2 separate regions of the Homo sapiens genome follow, and region 2 is linked to region 1. A link is a loop called in an ENCODE intact Hi-C map of the cell type or tissue named here. Cell type or tissue: gastrocnemius medialis. All regions are shown on one strand. Each heading gives the region's core, and the rest is flanking DNA. Links, peaks and the distances in the headings are about the cores only. Region 1 has its middle 190 kb from the start of LINC01281. Region 2 overlaps LOC105373175 (a long non-coding RNA gene).

What was found. Hi-C counts contacts between places; a loop is a spot of excess contacts. Peaks named below come from ENCODE experiments on the same cell type or tissue, not always from the same donor. Only the 100,000 strongest peaks of a DNase experiment are listed, where the experiment ranks them.
Region 2: it touches region 1 in a loop (4-fold over the local background); 4 of 110 quality-filtered maps call a loop at or near these places.

The regions. Positions count from the first base shown.
Region 1 is chrX:39,139,539-39,142,460 of GRCh38, forward strand. No RefSeq gene overlaps it. Among named protein-coding and RNA genes, the nearest start is that of LINC01281, 190 kb to the right of the region's middle. In gastrocnemius medialis, for the core only: no CTCF peak of the experiment used is centred there; a DNase peak (open chromatin) is centred at 1,233; H3K27ac peaks cover 1,286 bases.
Region 2 is chrX:39,241,052-39,243,973 of GRCh38, forward strand. The region is part of intron 2 of LOC105373175 (a long non-coding RNA gene); the gene reads right to left. Among named protein-coding and RNA genes, the nearest start is that of LINC01281, 85 kb to the right of the region's middle. In gastrocnemius medialis, for the core only: a CTCF peak has its summit at 1,351 (motif pointing left); no DNase peak of the experiment used is centred there.

The DNA of each region.
Region 1 (2,922 bases), core at 186-2,685:
TTATTGCCAAATGTGTCATTCCTGTATAATTTCTTATCACTCACTGCAAGAAAAAGGTAGCAATGCTGTTATTACTCACAATGCCATGGCTCTTTGGAACCTGTTTATATTGTAACTCTATAGATCTTCTTGCCTCTTCAGTTCCCTCATACCACATATTCCATTTATTCAGAGCTGGATACTTTATCCATGTTGCCACGTCATCCGTAGTGCCACCCATGAACACTGGCTTCCAATGACTCTCTCAAAGGTCATCAACTGTGCTTTGTTGATGATGATAACAAATGTAAGTCTTAGTGAGTATGCAAGAAAATGCAAATAAGTTGCTTTGTGGTCTTGCCAAAATTACTGTTTAAGCTGGGTGCAGTGGCTCATGCCTGTAATCCCAGCACTTTGGGAGGCCAAGGCAGGCAGATCACTTGAGGTCAGAAGTTCGAGACCAGCCTGGTCAACATGGTGAAACCCCATCTTTACTAAAAATGTAAAATATTAGCTGGGCATGGTGGTATGCACCTGGGATCCTAGCTACTTGGGAGGCTGAGGCATGAGAATCACTTGAACCTGGGAGGTGGAGGTTGCGGTGAGCCGAGATTGCACCACTGCACTCCAGCCTAGGCGACAGAGCAAGACTCTGGCACACACACAAACAGACACACACACACACACACACACAATATTGTTTAGAATGTTATAGTTTATAGAACAACTCATATTCCACTCATGTCTCTCCTTGATCTCTTTAGGCTGTCATCATTGTATTTCTAGAATGTAATCTCTTTCAATGATGACCTCCACTCTTGCCTTGCACACATCACCACCAATAGGGAGGCAGATAGGTGAGGAACCCATGGACAGATAGAGTAGAGCAGTATCATTTGGGTAAGGAATGTCCATCTTTGTCCTGCATAGCTTGAGACCAGTCCAAAAGAGCACGATGTTACATTGATTGGAGGCAAGAAAGGACATCAATTAGGAGGGTCTATTCACATTATGGAGCAATAGTCTAGGAAGCCCTTGGAGGAGATAGGCATGCTCACCCCTGGGGGACCAGTGATGTGAAGCCCAAGGAGGAGGTGGGGTGACCATTCTGTGTGCCAGCTGTGGGAGGCACACAGCACAAATGTAGCATTGTAGTTCAGGACAAGGATAGATGATAACCGACATGTGGCTGGCACTCATGGCACATGGCTTGCACTCAAGCCCTTTGGCAATGAACCGTTGTTAACCCAGAGTCCTGAAATCACCCAGTGTCCTATGTAAATGAGAGTTAGTCACAGTCAGTGTGTCAGCACCATTCTGGCAGCCCAGTCTCTGTGATCCTGCAAAAGAAATACTGTGCTGGCCCACAGAAAGCATCAGCTCACCAGACTGCCCTCTGGAACCAGTCCCAGGGCAATCCTATAGACAAGAGCCTCAGATTTTCTCAGAGGATCCGATCAACCCCTCTCAGGGGATTGAGGGAAGATGTCAATCATTGGAGAGTGACCCAACGAGGTAAAATAGGGACCAGGGCTCTTATAGGTCCTCATCTGGACTCAGGAAGCTCCATCTAGGTAGAAAGCACTGCCAGCCCTGGTCCCAAACACTGAAAGGAGACATAGAAAATATTGAGGTAGGTGCTTCCAATGACCAGGACCCATATGGGACCAGGCTGGGGAGAGGGGAGGCCATGCCCAGATGGTCCTGTGGGCTAGTTCAAGCCTCAAAGGGGTATTTAGAAGAATTTTTAGGAAGGAATTCCAAAATACAGAGCCCTTTTGGGCACAAAGATTGGAACAAGGGTCCTGCTTGCCTGGGTCTAAGGCCCACACTGGCTTTGATTACTAACCAGTTCTCTTGTTGAGAAATCTAATGACTAGGCTCTAAGTGAGATTTTTACTACATTGCTAAAGTATCTCCCAAAGTTTGGGAATCAGGTGTCTATGACAGTTCAGTTCCTAGGCCATCCACAGGCCCAATGCTGTGTGGACAGGCACTGGGCTGCTAAATGGATGCACCATCTAGAACAGAATTGTTTCTTGCACATTCCTTAGGGAAGTACATGCAAGACCAATGGTCAAAAGAAATTCTCCCAAAGGGTACATCTCTGAATAAGTTGTGCTCTCACTCCACAGAGCATGGAGTCTTGCTGACTGCCTCTGAAAGGTATACAGCACAGACTTTGATCCAAAATCCCTTGTATTTTATTTTCCTTTCTCCTCTTCCCAAAACAAAGAAGCTTTATATTGTAGTTTCCTTATTTTCCTTCACCACTCTATATGGGGAATATTTTAGGTGGTTAAATGTACCATCTGGATTTGGAGTTTTCTTCATTTTCACTAATATCTAACTAAAATTGAGCATTTCTTTCAAATATCATTGCAGGCAAGAGGCTGAGGTGGTATTAGCAGTACTGGTCACCAGTGAATTGCAGATATTTTTATATCATGTGAGACTTGTGGTAGATATCTCATAATGCCATTCATGGTCATCACTTTTGAAATTGTAGTATTACTGGATTTACTACTAGATCTTGCTATTTAATGCATCAATCAAGAAGTACATACATCTCTATATCATGAATTTGTTTTATAATGTTTTGCGAAATATATTTCAAGCATATTTTATTTTCTTCGATTAAATACATGATTCTGAAAAGGGATCCATAGGCATCACTAGACTACCAAGTAGTTTATGGTACAGAAAGTTTAAGAAACCCTGATGTAGATGGAGGTAACTGGGCTATAAAGACCTACATTCATATCTGCCCCCAGAAACAGTAATCTAAGACTTGGATTTGAACTTAGTATCTGGAAAAGACTTTGGCTTCTCTCCCTCTAGGAGGGGAGTAAATACACATTTATTGTATGTGGGACTGATGTATTAAATGGGGTGGGGACATTTTTAAAGTAATGTATATGAATTCTGGGTAGCCAAAAGATA
Region 2 (2,922 bases), core at 202-2,701, 100 kb after region 1:
ACCATCCATTTTCTCAGTGAGATATTGTGTGGCCTCAGAACTGCTAAGCAGCCAATCTAAGCCTAGCACCCAAGACTCCAATAGTTATTTCACAATTTCCAAAGCCAAACACACAAGATTTTTATTTTCCAAATTATAATTCTCTTCAATGAGCACAGATAGTCAGCTATGTCTGAATGTGGAAAATGCTCTTTCTGTGTTTTCCAGAATGTTGGGTCGCCTTTCTGATGAAGCCAAGGTGGGGATTCAGAGCTGTGTATCTGTGGGAGCCAAGGCCACTGCCCACTCTCTCACCTCTAAAAAGATCCAGTGCAGGAATCAGCCACAAAGCTGTTGGGTCTTCTTCCCTTCCCCTCTTCTCCCTCCCGACCCTGGCCATTCTCACAGGCTATAAAATGTCCTCTTTGTCGTACAAAGGAGAAATCTTTGATGTCTTCTTACTCCTGCCTTAAGTTTGAGCTCCCATCCCTAAGTTTTTTTTATAGAAGGAAGGAAAAGTCATGGAGTGATGGTGGGAAGGGACTTTAAAGTACGATGAGAAGTGGGTGTGGTGGGATCCCACCACCATCCCTTTTCATCTAACGCATCTCAAGTGCAAACTTTGTGCTTGGCACCAGGGTGATAAGGGACATACATCATCCAGATCATTAAGAGGTCTTGGGTTTGGGGAAGAGTAGGGAGAGACATATGTGAACATGAGTTTCATAAAGTATCATAGATACTATGAAAGAAAGACATGTAGGACCAGAAGGTATGGTGGGGGGCACAGAGGAGAAAGCACTCGGCTTCATCCAGGGCCAGAATTATCAAGAAATGCTGCTTGGAGGAGGTGGTGCTTGATTCTTGAGCTGAAGTACATTAGGTCATGAGAAGCAATATTTTAAATGATTTTTCATTTCTCACAAGTGTTGACTCTGTGATCAAAGATTAAGTAGCACCGAAGGACTGGCTTGCCAATCCAAAGACTCCTTATATCATTATCTCTGTGAGTCAAGATGTTCCCGGTTCTAAACAATGTGTAGACAATCATTAGAACACAGGGTGTTCTTTAATTTTTTACTGCCTGTGTTGTGCAAAGAGAAACCCTGCCCTACCTGAACAATACATGGTATGAAACTGCAAAAGCACGATGTAGTTGACCTTGGATGCTTTCAGGTCTGAACAAGTGTTCCCCTGTTTGGGACCCCATGCTTGCTTTCAGCTAAGTGCAGTTCTCCTGGAATAAACTACAGATGAAAGAACACAGTTGGTGGAAATTTATCACCCAGGAGAAATGTGACAAGGGAGGCTCCCCCTAGCCTATTTGTGGATTTGTTTATACTCCCTCTGGTGGCTGATTCAGACCTGCATGTTCTGTCCCTTTGACCTGAGAAGCAACCACACCCTACCTGATTCCAGAAGCCCTGAGTACTGGGATTGTGGCCATGTCCGCATGAGCAAAGGTATGAAGGTTCAGCATTGGTTTGGGTTTGGGTTTTAACTAGCTATTGGCTTTGATGTTTGAAAACTCTTGATTTAAATTAATATATCTTATTCTTTTTGTGCCTAGCACACAGTTTGTGCTATATAGCCTTGTGAAACTTCATAGGATCATAGACTTCAGGCTCCTGCTATAGTTAGGTTCTTTTAGGTTTCAAGAAGCAACAACTGAGTAAGCTTACAAGAGTACCTCAGTGGGATAAGGATACTTGTGTCTAGGAACCTTTGTATAGCTAGGCCTTGGGAAATGCAAAATTGACAAAAGGTTCAAAGCTGGTGAGTATATAACCCTTAAGAGCAGGATTTCTGGGGCTCAACAAACTCCTATGTCAGTTCCATTCCCTCCCTCCGCAGACTTTCTCATCATCTACCAATCCCTACCTTCCAATTTCTGCTTGCTCATACTTCTTGCTCATCACATTGACTTGCATAGGGCCCATCTTGTCATACGTGACTTCTCTCTACCTAACGGCTTTTCAACTTTAGCTCCCTTCGCAAATAGATCCCTTCTCTTGGTGTTTCCTGAGTTTATATTTAATAAAGGGGGGAAGCTAATCAGCTGAATTTGTCTCTTAAAGCCAGGCCATGTCAGATCATGTACTGGCTGCCTTGGGTCAGGGTCCTGCTCCTGGCCGTGAATGGGCTTGTCTTTGAATGGGCCAGAGGCAGGACAACCACCATAATTGGAGTATATAGTACACACCTGAAAAGAACTTTGAACTCCTTCAGGTCATCATATGGGGAAACTGGTACCCCTGAGAGCTGATGCAGTGTACCTAAGATTATACACATAACCAGGGAGTGGTGATGGTAGGGTGAGACCCCTGATTTTCCACACACTGCTGAGGTCACCTTTACACTAAACTGCATCATCTGTTATGTTGTCATGTGGAAGGAGTGTTTTCATGCATAGGCATCTTTTTACTCACCTATTGTGCTTGCAACCTGGGGACAAATAATCTCTTTTCTGCCTCCCTCCGTCTCCCTACTCCCTGTTCAGGCATCTTTTTTTTTTTTTTTCCTGTTAGAATTTATTCTTATTAGAAGCCGTGGCTGGTCTATGGGCCAGTGATTTCAAAGCCACTAAATTCAAGCTAAGATTGACAGTGAAGTGTTTCACCAAGTAAGTTTCATTCAGAAAAGGGAAATTATGCAGCAAACTTCAAATGAGAAAACTTGATAAATGAACCAAATTCTAAGTTGATGAGGCCAACTAGAATGTAGGTAAGTTGTCAACTGAAATATTTCACCCTTTATTTATCTTTGGCTGAAGATATTAGAACAACACTTTGGGGTCACCCAGATTTAGGACACGAAGTAGATGCTTTCGATAGGCCAGGCTTGAATTTGGATTTAAAAGTCCATACTGCTTTTGGTTTTTCTAAGACTTGCTTACTAGAAAAAAATTCTATGAAAGCCCTGATGTAACAATCACCTTGACAA